4 separate regions of the Homo sapiens genome follow, and regions 2, 3 and 4 are each linked to region 1. Evidence: chromatin loops called from intact Hi-C (ENCODE). Cell type or tissue: gastrocnemius medialis. All regions are shown on one strand.

Region 1 (5,000 bases):
ACTGAAGACCTGGGAGGAGGCAGAGAGCTGGAAACTGTGTCAAGGGTGATTAAGCCCTGCTTCTGGTACAAGAAAGTTAAACCTAGATTTAAAATGGATGCCGAGGAAACATCAAATGGTAAGCATTCACTAAGGAAATACAATGTTGTTTAGTCATTTTCACTTTCAGAAATCAGATCTCCATGCTCATGTACTGGTCACCACTGCAGTCCTCTGCTCTGTCCAGCGGTCTGGCCATGGTCAACAATCTGCATGGGGTCGCCTCCTTTCTCTTCCTTGCTCACCTCCTTCCATGCTCGCTTCCTCACGGTCTAGTAGCGATTGAGCTGCCCTGGGTTGGGGTGTGGGGAGGGAGATGAGGGCGACGGGAAGCTCTTCCGCCTCAGACATGGTCATAACTGGCTTCGTCCTCTCCGTGCTGCCAGGGGCTCAGAGCTGACTTGTTTTCTCCTGGGAGCTTTTGTGGGTTCTTGGGAGCCTTCCTCCCACCCCCTCCATTTATCCCCAGGAATTCGGAAGCAGCTCTAGTCTGACCTTCCCAGCCCCTCGTGTCCCAGCAGTCTGCCTCTAGCTCTCGGGCGGACAGCAGCTTGAAGCCCCACACAGCCTCCTCCTGCCCTACCCAGAGTGGGGCCCTGGGAACTTCTAGACACATTTTGCCCCAGTAGATCCTGGGAGGGCAGTGCCTTCCCAATGCAGCAGCTCTCCCTTGCTTGGGAGCACCTATCCAGGCTTCCCTGTGCTCTTCAGACTTCTCACCTGGAGACAGACACCAGCCTTCCCTGTTCCTGTCCCCAAACTGGAAGGGATTCACATCAATCTCCAGGTGGTCTCCTTAAAGCTCTGCTTTCTTGCATTGAGGTAGACGGGGACCCAACCTCTGTCCTTTCTCTTTAGGGAGAGTGGGACTCAGCAAACAAGGGATTCTTCAAAAGTTGTCCTCCCAAATCCCTCTTCCTAGAGTCCCCTCATACCCTCCACAGTAGGAGGATCTGAGTTTCTGGACTGTTCTTGGCAATCCCCACCTTTGCTAGGGCTCCAGGCTGGTTTGCTTCACAACTTAATGTAGTGTCTACTGTCTGTTGTCTCAGTGTTTCAGTGGAAACTTCTAATTTTTTTTCAAGTTGGGGTCTTGCTCTGTTGCCCAGGCTGGAGTGCAGTGGTTTGATCATAGCTCACTGCAGCCTCAGCTCCCTGGGCTCAAGTGATCCTCCTACCTCAGCCTACCAAACAGCTGGGACTACAGGTGTGTGCCACTATGCCCAGCTAAGTTTTAAATTTTTTGTAGAGATGGGGGTCTCCCTATGTTGCCCAGGCTGGTCTCAAACGCCTGGGCTCAGGTGATCTTCCCATCTCAGACTCTCAGCTGAGACTACAGACACATGACTAATTTTTGTATTTTTAATTTTTGTAGAGATGGGGTCTCTCTATGTTGCCCAGGCTGGTCTCAAACTACTGGCCTCAAGTGATCCTCCTGCCTTGGCCTCCCAAAGTGTTGGGATTACAGACGTGAGCCACTTTACCCAGCAGAAAACTTCTAATTTAACCCCTTCCACAACGTTTAGTGCCCATCATTCTCATGGGAGCAGACCATGAGTGCATGCTCTGCTGGAAGCTGGCATGTGTAGGAGAGGGTGGCAGAGGAGATGGCAAAAGTGGACAGGGGCTTCTTTGTTCAGATGGCTCACGACTGTGACCTTTGCCTAATCAGGTCCTGCCTTGATGGAGAATAGGGGCGCAGAAGGTTAGGCTCCTGTCTCCTTATGAGAATAACAAGGCTTTGTTTACTATGGCACAATTACAGAGTGTGTTTAATATACACATTCTCATTAAAACTCCCAACAACTCAGTGGGATTGTTACTATATTATTCCCATTTTTACAGATAAGAGTACAGGTTCAGGAAGTTCAGCCATTGCTCACGGTCACACAGCTAGAAGGTAACTCATTTGACTTAGGCCGAGCTCCTTCTGTTACACCATAATACCTGGAGTCAGGGGCGGGGACCTCTCTGAAAGCCTGCCTTTGGGCAGGATGTTGTCCTTGGGAGATGGCTGTGGAAGCTGCCCGCGCCCAGCTGGCTTGCTGTGCTCTCAGGAACTGTGGACATTCTGTCCTCCACACCTGCCTGCCAAATGGAACTGGCTGTGCTGAGAAAACACAGCCTGTGACTTCACTCTCTCTGCTTCCCACCTGACACCTCAAAGACTCAACTAGTCCTGCCCAGGATCTTGGCCACCTGCCCTGTTTTCAAATCTCCCTGGTCACCCAGACCCAGAGGTTGTGAGGACAACCTCTGTATCCAGCAGAGGGCCCTGGATGAGTGCCTTGCAGCCCCCAAAGAGAAGAGCAGGTTTCTCAGCAACATGGGACCCGCCCCATCCCTACCCACGGGACCTGCCAACCTCTGCAGCCCCACTAACCCTTTGGTTACCCGTGTGTAGAGAAGTTCACCCAGAAATTCTTATCCCCTCACTTCTCTTCTGCAGAGTTTGGTTTCAATTCATTAGAAGACGGAATCATCTGCCAAAGGAGGAGGAGAAGAGGGAATTTAAACTTTGTTCTCCCTAGCAAGAGGCTGACCTGACGTTTTGCTTTAATTAATCTTTGTTTTTAGGATAATAAAAGCAACACATATCGATTGTAGAAAATTGAGAAATACAAAAAAAGGAAACATTTTAAAATCACACATGAGTATTACACTCTAAGATTTTTGTGCATTTTCTTCTAGCATCATACTCACATATGTAAAGCATATCTGCATAATGCTTTTAACAAAATTAGAATGATATAATATATACTGTATTGTTAACTGCTTTTTTTTTTCACTTATCAGTATGTTACTGAGCATCACTACTACCAACATTGTTTGGCAGACTTTTTTGAGAGAGAGAGAGTCTTGCTCTGTTGCCCAGGCTGGAGAGCAGCAGTGCAATCTCGGCCCATTGCAACCTGTGCCTCCCAGGTTCAAGCGATTCTCCTGCCTCAGCCTCCTAAGTAGCTGGGATTACAGGCACCCGTCATCACGCCTGGCTAATTTTTGTATTTTTAGTAGAAATGGGGTTTCGTATTTCTGTTGGCCAGGCTGGTCTCGAACTCCTGACCTCAGGTGATGAGCCCACCTCAGCCTCCTGAAGTGCTGGGATTATAGGCGTGAACCACTAAGCCTGGCCGGTTTGGCAGACTTTTAAATAATCCTGTGTGACACATTCCACACTGTACTAGAAAGACAACAGAAAGGCTGTGGCAGTGGCTCGTGCCTGTAATCTTAGCACTTTGGAAGGCCGAGGTGGGCAAATCGCTTGAGCCCAGGAGCTCAAGACCAGCATGTGCAACACAGCGCAACTCTGTCTCCACAAAAATACAAAAAATCAGCCGGGTGTAGTGGCGACACCTGCAGTCCCAGCTACTTGGAAGGCTGAGGTGAGAGGATGACCTGAGCCTGGGAGGTCAAGGTTGCAGTGAGCTGAGATTGCGCCATTGCCCTCCAGCCTGGGCAACAGAGCAAGACTCTGTCTTAAAAACAAACAAACAAACAAACAAAATACAACAGACAGAACAAACTCGTGGGAGGATGAATTGTGGGCACTGCCCAGGGACCTCTCCCTGGCAAGACCCCAGGCACATCTTATCAACCCAGCTTGAAGAAACTGACCCATTAGTGCTGTTGAATCTTTGAAATCTCCTTTCCTTTTTCCTTAAAAATAAAATTGAACAGTGTGCCCAGTTTCTCCTGCCTCCTATGGCTTGGGCTGTGGCCTGCCACAAAAGGCTCCTCTCAAGGAAGAGGATATGCGTCCTTCTGTTCTTCCCCACCGACCCCGCCACGTCTACAGGTTCTGGCCCTCACTGCTCCAGGGCTCCTTCTTTATCGTGCCCTTTAAGTGGAGGTTGGTACCAAACCCTATCCCAGTCCTCCCATAATTAAGATGTGCACAATTCTGTTAAAAGCCCTTTTATGTAACAAGATCATTTGGCCCCTGAATGATGGGGCTTTGAATTGGATTTTTAATCATAGACCAAACCCTGCTGCCTCACAGTATCTCAAAGGAAAAGCTCCCTTGCTTTTAAATTCAAGTACACAGCACATTCAGCCAAATGCATTCAGAAACTAAATGATGGCAATGGGTTATGATGGGGGGTTTTACATGATTTGTAAGTGTCAAGAAGAGTAGCAACAAGAAGCCTAATAGCTTCTAATACCTTCTCATGAAATGTTCTCACAGCCTGTGACTAAAAACACTCCCTCCTGACCTGCCCAATGTCTGTGGCTTATTGTGAGAAGTGAGTAACGTACCACAGGTAGAGAAATTTCCCTTCCGGTTCGGGGCTTTGCTAGAAGCTGCTTTAACCACTTTTCAGATTGGTTTCAGATTGTCCTGGACTCTAGTGTAACCCTCCATTTTTTTACTTCTCAGTTGATACATATTTCTATATTAGAGAAATCAGAGTGTACTTTAGAAATATTTTCAGATGTGTTTCCATAGCCTATAAACCTTGTTAGCCTGGGGGCTTGGCACTCAAAGAAGCAATGGGTTTTGGGAGCTTCGAGTGAAAGGCAGATAGCCAATAGATCAATAAAGCAATTGGTCAGTTTTAATTGTTAAAAAAATATTTTAGATTTAATCCTTAGCCAGACTACTGGCTTACGGGAATGAGGAAGGGAGGGCGGTGAGAGGAAGAAATTCCTAAATTAATCTAGCATATCAAGAACTATGCCTGGAGAACTTGAATCATTAGAGCTCCTTCGGCACACTGTCCAGACGTTTCCTCCCTTGCCTGTGCTGGTTCAGGCTGAGGCTGTGGAGTCAGCCCTGAGGGAGGAGGGGTGTGAGGAAGAGAACGGCCGGGAGACTTCTGCTGAGGTTGCTGATGTGTAAGTGAGGCAGAGGGACACGGAGGTCATAGGAAGTTGGCTGACCCTTATTTCCTCCCCTGCTCTAAGCTAAATCTGGGGTCTGGGATGGAAGAAGCCTTTAGAAACATCAGATCGTTAGGACG
Region 2 (5,000 bases), 62 kb before region 1:
ATAAATAAATAAATAAATAAAAAATACTGAGTCACGATAGTAGAAAATCCATTTCCTCGCAGAGGCAGAGAAAAAAGTTCTGAATTGGGTGCCTGTTTGTATTACAAGGCTGGATGATTTTCTTTTTGATATTTTGAAAGGGATATTTTCCAGAACAGATTTTTAGACTGCAGCTAAAAGCATAATGCTTGAATTTGGTAAGCACTTATTAAGTCTCATACAGTTTGTGGTGGCTGTGATGATATAAGACTGAGAGACAAGGAGAAATTTCTCAACAAATGTCAAAATTGGAAGTGTCTTATATTGTTTTAAAATTGGGAAGAGCTAAGGAGATGGAAGATATAAATCAAATAATGTACTGAGTTGGACTGGCAGAGCCTGAGGTACTTACTACCCTTAATTACTTGGCAAGGACAAATGACACTTGGAATTAATTGCTCACTGTGTCAGACAATGTGTTACTTTGATATAGACCAGTGGTTCTCAAACCAGGATGATCATCTCAATATAGATTCCCAAGCCTTGCCCTGAGATTTCAATTTTTGTAGGTATTGGGGTGTGGCCCAGGAATATTTTAACAAGCTCCCAGTTGCTTCAGATGATCAGACAGGTTTGGGAAGCACTGATTTAGACTATTGTCTGTGCAACAGGAACCCTTTTTGTGGGGCTTTTTGCTTGTTAAAATTCAGATTGCTGAGCTCCACCTCCCATATTTCTGATTCATAGGTTTTGAGTGGGGCCTTTGAATTTGCTTTTCTAATAAGTGTTTAGGAGATGCTGATGTGGCTGGTCCTGGGACCACACTTTGAATACCACTGACATAGACCATCCCCAAGACTCCTGGGCACACTCAACAAAGAAAAATTCCATAGCGAGGTCTCCAGTTTTTGTGGCTCAAGTTTTTGCATTTCCTTTTCATGTTCTACTTCGTGATTTCTTTTTTACCCTGGAATGAGCATTAACTGATGGACCTCTGTCCCAGGGGAAGGTTTGGAGAGGAAAGAAAATGAAGTCTGTTGACTAGGAAGGTGGTAGTATAAGGAAAGTATCCCAGAAGTTGTGTAGCTGTGGGCAAAACCCTCGTTCTGTGACCTTGGTTTTACTGTGATCTGGCAGGTCTCCTCATCTTCCTGAGCTCCAGCCATGCTTCCTCAGTGTGCTTCCGCCTGCCAGGAGGCGTTTGCTCTTCTCTAAGTCTGGAAAGCTCTTCTCGTTTCCCTATTGTCTTATTGCTTGCTTAAACTTGAGTCTCTGCTTGGTCATCGCTTCCTCAGGAAGCCTTTGCTGACCTCCCTCAGTGGGTCACTCCTTTTATACACACTCAGCACCATGTACTTGCCTATCTCAGCAGTTACCACAGTGGCAGTTTTTTATTTCCTTGCGTGATAATTTGATTTGTCTCTCTCCACTAGACTGTAACCTCTGTGCTTTACAATGTAAAAAACCGTATCTGTTTGTGTTCCTATTGTGTTCCGGCCTCAGGCACTGTGCCTGGCACATAGTAGCTGAATGAGCAGCAATGAATGGGGTCACACTGTACAAACAGAGTGGCAAGGGCAGGGTAGGTATTCCAAACTTGGCTGCATTTCTGCCTGCGTGTTTCTAGAAGATACTGCTATTCTTATAATTTCCTATTTTTTGCTCAGATTCATTTCTCTTATTTTCCAGAGTCCTGACAGTACGACTACTATTTATTGAGTGCTGACTACATAGGCCAGGCATCAGCTATGATCTCACATTTGACACTGATTTAGGAGGTCAAGAATCTTAGTCTACTAACATTTAAGATAGCATTTTTTCCCTGAGATTCTAAAAACCACAATGTGTGTTGTAAAGATACAATCTATAGATAAAAGTAATTTTTTAAGTTTTATATTAAGGAAAAACAGCAAAAGCAATTTTATTTTTAAACTAAGGCTTTTTATGGAATTGGGGATAGGTGGTGCCAAAGGATAGATAGTAAGGTGATTTCCAACGAATTGGAAATAGGACTGCCCTCTAAATCTCATAACTGGTAATGTCCAGAAAACGCACTCACTTTATAGAGACAGGGTAGTTTGGTTACTGGCTAGAACAAGGCTTGACTAACAATACTTAAATGTCCAAACCATATCTATGTCAATAAGAAAGGGATTGTGGCGTGGTGGCTCATGCCTGTAATCCCAGCACTTTGGGAAGGCAAGGGGTGGGCAGATCACCTGAGATCAGGAGTTTGAGACTAGCCTGGCCAACGTGGTAAAACCGCGTCTCTACTAAAAATACAAAAGTTAGCCAGGTGTGGTGGTGCACACTTGTAATCCCAGCTCCTGGGGAGGCTAGGCCAGGAGAATCGCTTGAACCCAGGAGGCAGAGTTTACAGTGAGCCAAGATCGCGCCACTGCACTCCAGCCTGGGCAAAAGCACAAGACTGTCTCCAAAAAAAAAAAAAAAAATTGGGGGGAGTTGGTATGCTGTAAATAAAAAAAAAAAAATCTAGATTCAGAGAGTCACAATGGCACTAAATAAGAAAAGATCAGGGGGACCCTGGCCCAAAGACTCAATTACTCTAGTTCCTGTAGATAGATCTTTGCTATGGAAACCAATTGAATCATCCAACTAATTACCCTCACTGGAAGTCCATGTTGACTTGCAAGCTCTAGATGAGCGTTGGGAGATAGTTCTCCAAGGGTCCCTCACGCTTCCTTTGTGCTGGACTATCTTTTCAAGGATGTTTGTGTAGCACACAGCCTTGGAAAAGAGACACGGTGGCTCTCCATGGAGCACAGGGCAGGCAGGCTTACTGCCCATTATAAAATATATGCGTTTCCTAAGAGCAGGGTTCCCTATGCAACTCGATCCACTGCATATGCAGATGTCACCTAGTCCTCTTCACGGTGTCATGTGGCAATTGGGGCTTGAGGAACCAGTACAAATACTGAGACTCTGGCTACTGCTAAGGCCATGAATAGAAAGCCGTTTGTCTCTGACTCAGAGGTTTTGTGCCTCCCAGCATCCATGAAATTGTGGCAGGCTAATTGTGGTCATGCTGGCCCAGATGTCTCTCTCCTCACGACAGTGACATGAGGGACAGATTCCCTTTTGTTTTTTGCTGACACAGCCAATTTCTGAGCCTAACAAGTTGAGGACCAGCCCCTGGAACAGGAATTAATAAAGATAAAGACCTCCTGGGAGATTGCAACAGCAGCTGTGTTCTTAATTGTTCATAAGAAGGCAGATGGAAAGAGTTCCTATAAGGGACTTGTATTGGTCTGAGTTCAGTCAGGAGACAGAAACCACGATAGGAATTTCAACAGATAACTTAATAGAAAGGATTGTTAGCCAGGTATTAGGCAAGAGAAAGGCAAAGTGGGGATACTCAGGTATCACAGAGGTAAGAATAATAGGAAACAGGCTGGGTGTGGTGCGGTGGCTCACACCTGTAATCCCAGCACTTTGGGGGGTGGAGGCAGGCAGATCACTTGAGCTAGGAGTTTGAGACCAGCCTGGCCAGCAAGGTGAAACCCCGACTCTACTAGAAATACAAAATTTAGCTGGGCCTGGTGGGGCACGCCTGTAATCCCAGCTACCTGGGAGGCTGAGGCAGGAGAATCACTAGAACCAGGGAGGCAGAGGTTGCAGTGAGCCGAGATCATGCCACTGCACTTCAGCCAGAGTGACAGTGTGAGACTCTGTCTCAAAAAATAAAAAAAAAAAGAAGAATAGGAAACAGCAATCACCCTTGGGGCTGGGTGAACAAAAGTCAGAAAAAATATTTTTTGAAACTTAGGGGCTTGGAGCAGGGCCCTGCAGGGTGAGGACTCAGCCCTCTGGGCTAGGAAGGTCCCGCTTGGCTGGCCCCGATGCCTCATGCTGAGGAGGGGATGCCAGCCAGTAGGTGCTGGTGTCTCTGAGCAGAGAGAGATGGGGAGGAGGTGGTGAGGCTGCTTCTGGAAATGGTGGAAACACTGGAAGCAACTGCTGCTGCCGGGATGAGGTGGTGTGATCATGGTCACTCTTAGGAACAGGAAGCCAACAGCTCCCTTCCTCTAGTACCCCTCCTGGCAGAGCCAAACAGAGACAGCCAGCTGCCAAAATAAGCCTGGGCTGCAGAGTCCCAGTCCCAGCATCCCAAAGGATAAAAAATAATCAGCACAGGATTTTAAAAGGCTATTTGACTACAGGTTAGAAAGTGGGAGGAGGGAGTGGCCTGGGAGGGAGTTGGGCAGTTGCCTAGGGGTCCTCCAGCATTAACTTGAACTTGAATCTTTCTTTAGGTCGGGGAAGGGAGCAGCCATGGACAGCTGACTTGGTAACATGGGCGATTACCAGGACTATTTTGTAGAGCATGCTGGAAGGAGGCAGAAAGAAACATGTTCATATGCTGCAGGGAAGATGGCCCCACTGGCTACTTTTTAAGATTGCATACAATTTTATGGGCTTTGCAGAGAACTGCGCAAATTCCCGTGTCTGTCCCCCACCCTGTTAATGACTGCCATATTGTAAGAGAAAGAACTTGGCAGATGTTTGATTATGCCTCACCCACCATTTGTGGCCCACATGACTTTCACATGAACTGATTTGTAAACTATAAAGCAGTATGCAAATGAGAAGTGGTATTTATTATTTGTATCCTTTCTGGCCATTGGCTGAGTTCCAGGCAGATGATGGGTTTCTATCTTCAACAGAGGATTTCAGAGGAGATCAAAATTACAGAGAGTAAACACTCAGAACTTATAAATTTTTGTTTTGTTGTTTTATTGTTTTGCTTTGTTTTTTGATTTGTTTGAGATGGAGTCTAGCTCTGTCACCCAGGCTGGAGTGCAGTGGCATGATCTGGGCTCACTGCAACCTCCACCTTCCGAATTCAAGCGATTCTCCTGCCTCAGCCTCCCGAGTAGCTGGGATTACAGGTGCCTGCCACCACACCCAGCTAATTTTTGTATTTTTAGTAGAGACGGGGTTTCACTGTGTTGGCCAGCTGGTCTCGAACTCCTGACCTCATGATCTGCCTGCTTTGGCCT
Region 3 (5,000 bases), 140 kb after region 1:
GGTGATGGTATAAGGAGCTGGGGGCTTTGGGCAATGATTAGGTCATGAGAGTGGAACTCTCATGAATGAGATTAGTGCCCCAGAGAGCTAGCCTCTCCCTTCCACCATGTGAGGGCACAACAAGAAGGTGCCATCTGTGAACCATGAACCAGGAAGCAAGCCCTCATCAGACATCAAATCTGCTGATGTCTTGATCTTGGACTTCCCAGTCTCCAGAATTGTAAGCAGTAAATTTCTGTTGTTTAGAAGCCACCCAGTCTAAGGCATTTTGTTACAGTAGCCTAAACAGACTAAAACAATTAGCATAATTGCTTTGAAACTATTTTTGCTGTTTAATAACTACCTTGTTCCTTTTACTCCTGTCCTGCCAGAAGCTTCTCCTGTGACCACTGTCCACATGCCTGGGCCCCTCTCCTTGTGGCTCCCCAGCAGCTGGCCTCTGAGCCATGGTGAAGGCAGTGGCCTCCAGTCCTCCACAGCCCTCGACCCAGAATTGCTTGCCACACAGCTGCCTCTTCTCAATAGAAACCTCAGCTGATACACAGAGTCAGTGCTGGAGTTTTTGTAGCTCTAGAGAAAAGGGGCCAGGAGAGTCTGGTTTTTGTATTTCCCCATCTTAAAGCACCCCAGCCAAAAAACTGCAGGTGGGGGCTTCAGTGCATCTGTCATTCTTCCTTTAAGAAAATAACTAAGTTGTCCATAATCACTCCTTGTCTTGTTTGGCCTGAATAATGAATTTTCTTTCTATTTTGGTTATCTTTCTGGCACATTTAAAATGAGATGTATATCTTTATATAACTATTTTTTGTTACTACTCTATTTGAAGGTCATTTAAGACATGTGGTTCACTATTTATTCATTTTATCTACTTTTTAATCACAAACTGAAAATAAATATCCAGGCACTTGCAACTTAAGTTAGAAAAGAGAGGCCCTGGCTAAAGCGGTTTCAGTGCTTTGAAGAGCAAAACCGCAGTGACCCAACAAGGCTTTTTTTCTCACAGTTGGCCTCGGCCTCCACGGGCAAACCCTAAAGTTCCTGTCTCTTCAGTTTCCATAGGAATATTTTACTGGAAGGTAGAGTCAAGAACCTAGAGAAAACTGGTGATGGCTTCTCAAAGTCCCTCCCAGAGACATGGCCTCAGCAGGAGGTATGGGGGAGGGGGCAAATTTCCACTTCACCCAAAGGAGCCCTGGGCTGCCCCCGCGTGGTATCTGCCAACCCCAGGAGGGGCATCCTCCTCTCTTCGTGTCAGCTTCATGGGTCTCCGGAGGGTGGAAGCTGTGGATGTATACTGAGTGCCCACTATAAGCCAGACACTGCAGAACTGCTTCAGACAGCCTGATGTTGCTCAGTCACAGACATCTCTTTCTTTCAAGCAGATGGGGCTACATATGGCAGTCACCAGCTGTGGTTACCTTGGTGGTTGGTACTATCTAGGACCCCTCAGCTTCAGGGATCTTATACCCCACAAGCTGGACTAGGCAGGGTTTCCTGATGACGCCCCAAAGATCACAACTCCTTTTGGCCAGCAGTGCCCATTGCTGGGGGCACCAGGAAACTCTGCTTCCATGGGACATGATTGGCTGTTACAGCCCACCGTTCCCTGCCCCCAACCTTGGGTTTATCTGAGAACTGATCCCAAAGTGTTCTCCTCTTATAGCATGCCCCTGAGAGTCAGGAAATATTTCAGCTCTTTCTCAGGCACTCCCCACCTTAAAGGATAGGACCAGAGGGGGCCTTTACCTGTCCTTCCCAAGGTGGGAGTGATGGTGCAACATTCCATTACTCTACAGCAGCATGGCCAGGCGGGGCAGCAAACCTTGTTCACTCCAATGCAATGTGCTCACTTTTGACCCTTTTGAAAACCCTCCTGATTCAACTTGTGGGAGAGAGGAGCAGGCCCCTCTATAGTCATCATCGTACAAACAACACGCTCCTGATATTAGGGGACCTGGCTGCACCCTCCACATGGACCATCTTCTGGGAAGGTGAGACATCCATCTGCTTTCATGACCTTTTTAGACAGTGGGTCAGTGGGAAGAGGGGAGGACCCAGGATTGGCCTGAGCTGCTTCTAAGGACAGCCTGGAATCAACATCATGACTCCTCAGGGGTTTGGTGTACTTGGGTCTAACCTTCTAGGGGGTTTAATCAGAGAGATGGAACATGCAGGAGGCATGGGATAGTTAGGATTTCCGAACAGAGGAACATTCACCACAGGCAGGTGGCTTCATGGGGGTGGGGCCTGTCTAGGCCATCAGGGTGGAAGCAGGACCCCTCTCAGCAGCCGAGGGAAGGGTATGGTGACCAGTTCCTGCCCTCCAGAGAGAGAGAGAGAGAGAGAGAGAGAGAGAGGTTATTCCAGCAAGGAGGAGGCAGATTGTCAGGCCCCAAGCCAGGCAGCTGTGGTTTGGGGCAGGGTTCCAGGGCCAGCAGGGAGCTGGAGTGCCAAATGGGAGCTGAGCAGGCACCCAGTCATATGCCAGGCTTGGCCCACAGGTAAGTTTAGACAGCAACACTCTGGGGCAGGACATCTGGGTGCCAAAGAGCTTTCCACAAGCACCTGGATCCTGGCCTTGGAGCAGCAAGACTGAGTCCCCATTCACCCCACTAGCAGACAAGGGCCCTAGATTTTGAAACAGCCAGGCTTGTGTAGCATCAGCTCAGCTACCTAGCAAGACAGAGTGAGTGTGCAGATGCCCTGGGGGATATGAGATTACCATACCCCAACCTCCTGCCAGATTCTTTCCTGTTATAGGCAGCCATTCCCATAACCTGAAACAGATGAGGTCTTGCAAAGGTTCCTAGCGGTTTTGTTTTGTTTTAAATCTCTGAAATATATATACAAAAAGAGACTATAGACAATAGATATGTACTTCTATGCATACACAGAGATACACTCACATATACAGATAGGTCTCCTATACATAGTAGATTAATCCCTAAAAAGTTATATTTAAATTTAAATTCTTTTTTTTTTTTTTTGAGACAGAGTCTCACTCTGTTGCCAGACTGAAGTGCAGTGGCACGATCTTGGCTCACTGCAACCTCCGCCTTCCGGGTTCAGGCAATTCTCCTGCCTCAGCCTCCCGAGTAGCTGGGACTAAAGGCACATGCCACCACGCCCAGCTAATTTTTGTATTTTTAGTAGAAGCAGGCTTTCATCATATTGGCCAGGTTGGTCTCAATCTCTTGACCTCTGATCCGCCCACCTCGGCTTCCCAAAGTGTTGGGATTACAGGCGTGAGCCACCGCACCCAGCCCTCTAAATTCTATTTTTATAAACAATCCTTACTTGAAATGTATCAAGGCAACTTCTCCAGATGAATTTGTATGCTCTCTTGCATTAAATAATGGCACATATGTCGCTTTTATTCCCTTTTATATTTTATTTATTTATTTATTATTATTATTTTGAGACAGAGTCTCACTCTGTTGCCCAGGCTGGAGTGCAGTGGCAAGATCTCCGCTCACTGCAACCTCTGCCTCCTGGGTTCAAGGGATTCTCACGTCTCAGCCTCCCAACTAGCTGGGATTACAAGCATGCAACAGTACGTCCTGCTAATTTTTGTGTTTTTAGTAGAAACAGAGTTTCACCATGTTGCCCAGGCTGGTCTCGAACTCCTGACCTCAAGTGATCCGCCTGCCTCTTTTCTATTTTACTGCAGAAGCTCAGAGCTAAATTTCATACTTCCTTAGGTTAAGTCTTCTAATATAATTGTTTTCTTCTTTCCACCTATTTTGTGACTTAACTTTTGTCCATAAGTGCTTGATGTAATAATTTTATGGTTATAACATATCACATGCAGTTTTCACTGATTTGGGAAGTGAATAATGTATAATAATGAGTTGAATTTTTCTAGAATCTTAAAAGTATGTATCAGGGAAGTTTGTCAATTGATGGATTACTAAATTCTGGAAAAGCAGATTAATTCTATTGTAATAAACAACATCCTGTTGTAGAAGCCACCGGGAGAGAGTTGGGAGTGCAGGATTCACCATCTATGGTCGTGTGTGGCAGCGTGTGTGCTAGTGGGTTGGAAGGGATTTATTCCGAAGTCCCCTGTGACAGCAGGGAACCACTGGTCTCCAAATGTAGGCTTACTTTGCCAGCGTCTCTCACTTGGCACCTACTGTCTCAGCCATATTTCCAAACACACCTAGGAATGTTGGCCACATCCTCCCTGGGCAATTCGGACAATGGCTTTGTAGTCCTTTATCTGACCCACTTGGTCAACACGGCGCCTTGACTCAAAGATATCAGAGGAGAGAAAGCCCTGCAGTGTCCATGAGTCCATTCCTCAGGGTGGGGCCGGAGTGAGAGGCAACTTGATCTGCCCCTGCCAGCCCTGGGGAGAAGCAGTGATGAAATCTCACCTTTCCACCCAGCGCAAGCCGTCGGCACTGGCTGTCTCAGGAAGACCGAGTTTAGTTTCTCATTTAGACATCTCTCCTTTAACTTATCTTCTTCCTCACTGTGTTCTTGGAGTTAATTTGCTAAGATGGGAATGTGTGTTTGGGAAATCTCTCAGCAACATGTCAAGTGGCCAGTGGCTGATGTTATTAGCCCTGGTCCAGGGGTGCAGGCTGAAGCTTTGCCTGGGAGGGGTGGCATCTAGGAGGCTCTGCCAGTCCCTCCTGCTACGGGGTGAGACTACGAAGATGAACGACCCTCTCACCCAGTTCTCCAGGCAGGCGCCATTGTGTGGAGTGAGTGGCATTAAGGCTTCAGTCAGCATGAGATGAAGAATGAATGGACAAAAGGTATCTCCCGTCTCAAGCAGCCCGTAGGCACTCGGCACGTGTCCTCAGGCCTCATTTCATAGCACAGAAAGGGAAAGTCCTAGAGACAACCTGGAAATTGTCCTAAAATAAGTGGAGCACTGACATGGGCGAAGGGATTCAATTTTCTTTGTGTATCTTTTGAAGGGCAAAACTAGGACCTGTGAACACAAGTTAGAAGGAAACAAAACTGAGTTCAAAATAAGGAAGGCTTTT
Region 4 (5,000 bases), 120 kb after region 1:
CATAATTTCTCCATATATAATTAGAGACATTGGAAGCCTATTACCACCAGGAAATTAAAAACTTCAGCGTGTTTTCATTGCAATGAGGAGTCAAAGACTGCACAAGGATTCTAGCCAACACCTTCTCATGGGATGCCCAAGACAAGTAATTCTGTTGCTCTCATCCTCAGCCTTCTTATCTAAAAAAGAGGGTAACATCTGTCCTGCTTACTTCACAAGGTTGTTATTATGAGGATAATTAAACTGAACTCAAGTAAACAAATATTTAGTGGGCACCTACTACCCTTCATGGAATTTATGGACCAGCATAGGAGGAAAGTAGATACAGTTCACAATAGAAAGTATCACATTGGCCAAGTGCGGTGGCTCACACCTGTAATCCCAACACTTTGGGAGGCTGAGGTGGATGCATCACTTGAAGTCAGGAGTCCAAGACCAGCCTGGCCAACATGGTGAAACCCTGTTTCTACTAAAAATACAAAAATTAGCCAGGCATGGTGGTGTGCACCTGTATTCCCAGCTACTCAGGAGGCTGAGGCAACAGAATCCCTTGAACGTGGGAGGCGGAGTTGCAGTGACCCGAGATCACGCCATTGCACTGCAGCCTGGGTGACAGAGTGAGACTCTGTCTCAAAAAATAGAAAGTTTCACATCATCTAGGTGACAGGGAAGCAGAGTGATCCAGACACAAGTAAAGGGAACGTGAATTCTGGCTGGTGCCATCGGGGAAGGGATCATGGAAGTGGAAGCATCTGAGTAAGACCTTGAAGGAGGATTCTTTAGAAGGGGAGCTTTCCAAACAGAGGGACAACAAGAGCCAAGCGCAGAGACAGGACACCATGAGAACTCAGTGGAAGTCTATGAACTGTAAAGCACTCTTCACTTACAAAATACTGCTTGTTACCTCTACTGGAGCCACCACTCACTCTTCCCAACAGCCATGGCCCTACTAGGTAATAAGATAACAGTGATTCAGAGCTAAGGCCGGCCTACCTGCATACAGAATTTGGGAGTAGGCAAGACTGACTTCATGGCATCTCCTGTCTCAAAGGAGGTGATGGAACATCGCAAGTCCAGCTCGGAGGAATGAACATCAACCAAAGATTAGCAGTTCAATACTCTTTCCATCTCCCAACTTCTTTTCCAACTCCCCCTCAGTTAGCTCCTTTCTGTGCATTACCACCGCAACTCTCTTCCCTTTAAAGAATCAAGGATAGCCCTTGATTTTTATTACAGCCAACCAGGGATCAAAATCCTGGTTATGTAGATTTCTAGCTATTTGATAAGAAGCAGCTTTGTTTAATCTATATAAGACTTAAACTTTACATATGTAACCTGGGAATGAAAATAAGAGCAGTCACTTCATAGAATTGCTGAGAAGATTAAGTAAGATAGTGTACCTGGTATATAGCACTCAAAATGTTATTTATGATTATCATCTAGAGCAGGGGTTGCCAAACTATGGCTCATGGGCCAAATCCAGCCACGTCCATTCATTTCTGTATTGCCTAAGTAGTTTTCTGCTGCAATGGTAGAATCAAAGACTTGTGACATAGGTGGTGTGACCCGCAAAGCTGAAATACTTAATATCAGGCCCTCTTGTAGAAAAAGTTTGCTAACCTCTGATCTAAAGAGAGAAGAAGAGAAACCTGCTTATGTTACATTTACAACCAGTTACAGGGTTTTGTCCTCAGGCTTACCCGTGACTTTATCTCCTTTCTGTTGGTTATTGGTATCTTATGATACATGGTATGTACCCTTCAGTAATGGAGAAGTCCTCACATAGATCTTCACATCTGAGTACCATGGAGAACACTGAAGTCTCCTTCTATATTCCCAGAGTCTAGTATTAATAGATAAGGACACATAGCAAATGACGGATGACAAATTCTGGCTCTGATTAGCGAGACCATAGTCTCAAATGGCAACTGCAGAGTACTCCTAAGATGAAAGGGAATTTAACATGTTATGAGGCGGTGAAACAACTGTGACTCAGTCACTGAGCAGAAGGAAGCAACAATATGGAAAAGTAGGCAAACCATGGTGAACTGTTTGAAATTCCTGCTAACCTCCCACTGTGCCCCTTAAATTAAGGGCCCAGTAGAGCCTACTTCAATTCCATTTAAATATCTTTCTTTTCTGCCAGGTACTGTGGCCCACACCTGTAATCCCAACAATGTGGGAGGCTGAGGTGGGAGGATTGATTGAGGCCAGGAATATTGAGACCCCATCTCCACAAAAAAATAAAAAATAAAATAAAACTTTCACTTCAAGATTTCTAGCATTATTGCTATTATGAGATGTACAGAAACCTAGGTAGATTGGGACTGTGCATCCAGACAGTATTTCTAGAATTTTATTATTTGTACATTGGGGAAAACACTGGGCTTGTGTTTAAGAAATATTGTCATATTCTAGATGGGACTGTAGAGGCATTTCACCTCACCTCTCTGGGCCTCCATTTCCTGGCATACACAATCTCTTTGTTAGCTGTAAAATATTATTAAAGGGAGACATCCACGGACCTGTGTATGCGTGTGTATGTCGTTGTGTGATGGGGGTGTTCTGTAAGGGAAGTGACTGTGAGCTTTCTTTTGAACGTTAAATGCAATGAGAAAATACTCTAAAACAAGCTCTGGTTGCTACTATTTTCACCTACTATCCCCCAGGCCATCTGGATTGGTTCAGCTTGTTCAATCAAGGGAAGCATGTTTGGAACCTAGGCTCTCATGAAGGGAAAGCAAAAAACGTGTTCATTTCTTCACACCTTTGATTCAAATGTCTCTGTTCCTAAAATTATTGGCCCAGAGAATTATATCTTGTCAGTGTAAAGAGGTTTTTCTTAATTGCTAAAAAAAAAACACACACACACACACAACAAATAGTTATTCATTAAAAATGCCAACATTTGCTGAGCTGTCACTATGTTCCAAGTGCTGCAATAAGTGCTGGGGCCAGGAAGAATGGGCAGTCATTGTCCTGCGATGATCTCAGTTCCAACCTTGGAATACTCTTGGACAATTCCGTTCTGGTAACATGTTGTTTTATTTTCATCGCTAGCCACAACAGTGAAGGTCTTTGACCTCCCCTTACCGCATAACTCTTCCTCACAGGGTGCGCGTGTCCTGTTGATTCTCTCTCCTCTCCTGCTTTCCCTCTGCTTTTGGAGTTTCATTCTCAGGAAGGTACAAATGACTGTCAACAGTTCAGATTTTTCTTCCTGGTGTAATTGCATTATAGCAGAGTTCAACGCCTTCCCTATAGCACCTTTTCCTGCATAACCTGAATTTGGTCTTAGAACTCATCTGTCATTACCAGTCAATGGAGGTTTTATGAATTTTTTTTAGAGCCCTGAAAAATTAGATGATATAAGTAAGAGCCTACCCCTATTACATATAAGGTCTGAACTTAGCAAAAAGCATAGCCCAAAGGTGGCAATTTTCATGTGGAAATGTTCTTTATGAGAAAGAAAACCAGAGATGACATTTACTATGCTGAAAAGCTAGCCATTGTGAGGAGTGTGGCATTTATATCATTATAAAGGCACAGCTGCTTAAAATACCCACATGAAATTCAGAACTCAGAGCACAAGAATTTTGGGCATTGAGAGTCCCAGAGATGCTTTAAGGTGATCAGGTGACCAGTTTGCCTCAGGAAGAATCTAATTTAAATGTTGTAGAACAACCCTATGAGGAGCTCTATTCTAGAAAGTTCTACCATCTTAAGCCCATTGTTCAAAAGGCACTAATGTCTTAAGACAAGCTTGTCCAACCTGTGGCCTGTGGGCCACGTGCAGCCCAGGATGGCTTTGAACGCAGCCCAACACAAGTTCATAAACTTTCTTAAAACATTATGAGATTTTTTTTTTTTTAGCTCATCAGCTATAGTTAGTATTTAGTGTATTTTATGTGTGGGTGAAGACAATTCTTCTTCCAATGTGGTCCAGGGAATCCAAAAGATTGGATGCCCCTGGTGTTTTGTTTGTTTGTTTTTTGTTTTTTTGACAGAGTCTCACTCTGAAGCCCAGGCTGGAGTGCATTGTCACTATATCGGCTCCCTGCAACTTCCGCCTCCCGGGTTCAAGTGATTTTCCTGCCTTAGCCTCCCAAGTAGCTGGGATTACAGGCTCCCGCCATCATGCCTGGCTAAGCTTTTGTATTTTTAGTAGAGATAGGGTTTCCCCATGTTGACCAGGCTGGTCTCAAACTCCTGACCTCAGGTGATCCACCTGCCTCGGCCTCCCAAAGTGCTGGGATTGCAGGCATGAGCCACCGCGCCTGGCCTGGACACCCCTGTTTAAGAAGAAAAATGAACACATAAATTAATGAGGCTTTAACTTGCAATTATATTGTCAAAAAGACTCATTTGATAATTTAAGTAATATTTTATACCTTTAACAGTATTTAATGTGAAACTGTCTGTTAAACTTGGGTACCTGCTGGGTTATACTAGATTGTAAAAATTGCAATATAGTTGTGGAATTTCAAAAGCAACATTATGCACTTATGACTATAATAAAGACAGGAGAGCAGAGTCCAAGTAGATGCATTGTTGGAGTTGACAATAGAAGCATGAAGACCTCCCTGATTAATAGGTGTGCACAGTGCTCCTTCCTGGAGTACTAGGAATGTGTCAGGAGATAGAACCATCTGTGATACTATCTTTGCCCTTGGCAGAGGTGCCAACTGGGCCTAGACCGGGCTCCTTTAATAAGCTCTCTTCTCCATGTATTAATTGTGAAACTCTGAAACCCTTCACCAGCTGTGGAAAGTATTTGAGACACCTGTCTATAGGTACATGAGTATAGTAGCATAGCCCATTTAGAAATCCACAGAAACCAGTAGTATGTTCAAAGTTATTTTTTTGCCTGACATCTCATTCCCAATATAAAAGCATCATCTACTGTTTTGATTATAAGCATTAATTATTGACTAGATGACTTTTTAAAATTCCTAATTCCTTCAAAGCTACATTTTTGTAAATACTCAATTTTTTCTCCC

The links. Peaks named below come from ENCODE experiments on the same cell type or tissue, not always from the same donor. Only the 100,000 strongest peaks of a DNase experiment are listed, where the experiment ranks them.
Region 2: a loop joins it to region 1, with 5 times the contacts of the local background. A loop is called at or near these places in 3 of 110 quality-filtered maps.
Region 3: it touches region 1 in a loop (10-fold over the local background); 5 of 110 quality-filtered maps call a loop at or near these places.
Region 4: a loop joins it to region 1, with 1.9 times the contacts of the local background. A loop is called at or near these places in 3 of 110 quality-filtered maps.

What each region holds. Positions count from the first base shown.
Region 1 is chr13:44,867,841-44,872,840 of GRCh38, reverse strand. The region is part of intron 3 of LOC105370187 (a long non-coding RNA gene); the gene reads left to right. Among named protein-coding and RNA genes, the nearest start is that of TRE-TTC2-1, 48 kb to the left of the region's middle. In gastrocnemius medialis, a CTCF peak has its summit at 2,345 (motif pointing right); a DNase peak (open chromatin) is centred at 2,260; H3K27ac peaks cover 5,000 bases.
Region 2 is chr13:44,929,376-44,934,375 of GRCh38, reverse strand. No RefSeq gene overlaps it. Among named protein-coding and RNA genes, the nearest start is that of TRE-TTC2-1, 14 kb to the right of the region's middle. In gastrocnemius medialis, no CTCF peak of the experiment used is centred here; a DNase peak (open chromatin) is centred at 2,915; H3K27ac peaks cover 4,132 bases.
Region 3 is chr13:44,731,985-44,736,984 of GRCh38, reverse strand. No RefSeq gene overlaps it. Among named protein-coding and RNA genes, the nearest start is that of LINC00330, 75 kb to the left of the region's middle. In gastrocnemius medialis, no CTCF peak of the experiment used is centred here; DNase peaks (open chromatin) are centred at 2,494 and 4,294; H3K4me3 peaks cover 727 bases; H3K27ac peaks cover 3,472 bases.
Region 4 is chr13:44,750,391-44,755,390 of GRCh38, reverse strand. No RefSeq gene overlaps it. Among named protein-coding and RNA genes, the nearest start is that of LINC00330, 57 kb to the left of the region's middle. In gastrocnemius medialis, no CTCF peak of the experiment used is centred here; no DNase peak of the experiment used is centred here; H3K27ac peaks cover 2,868 bases.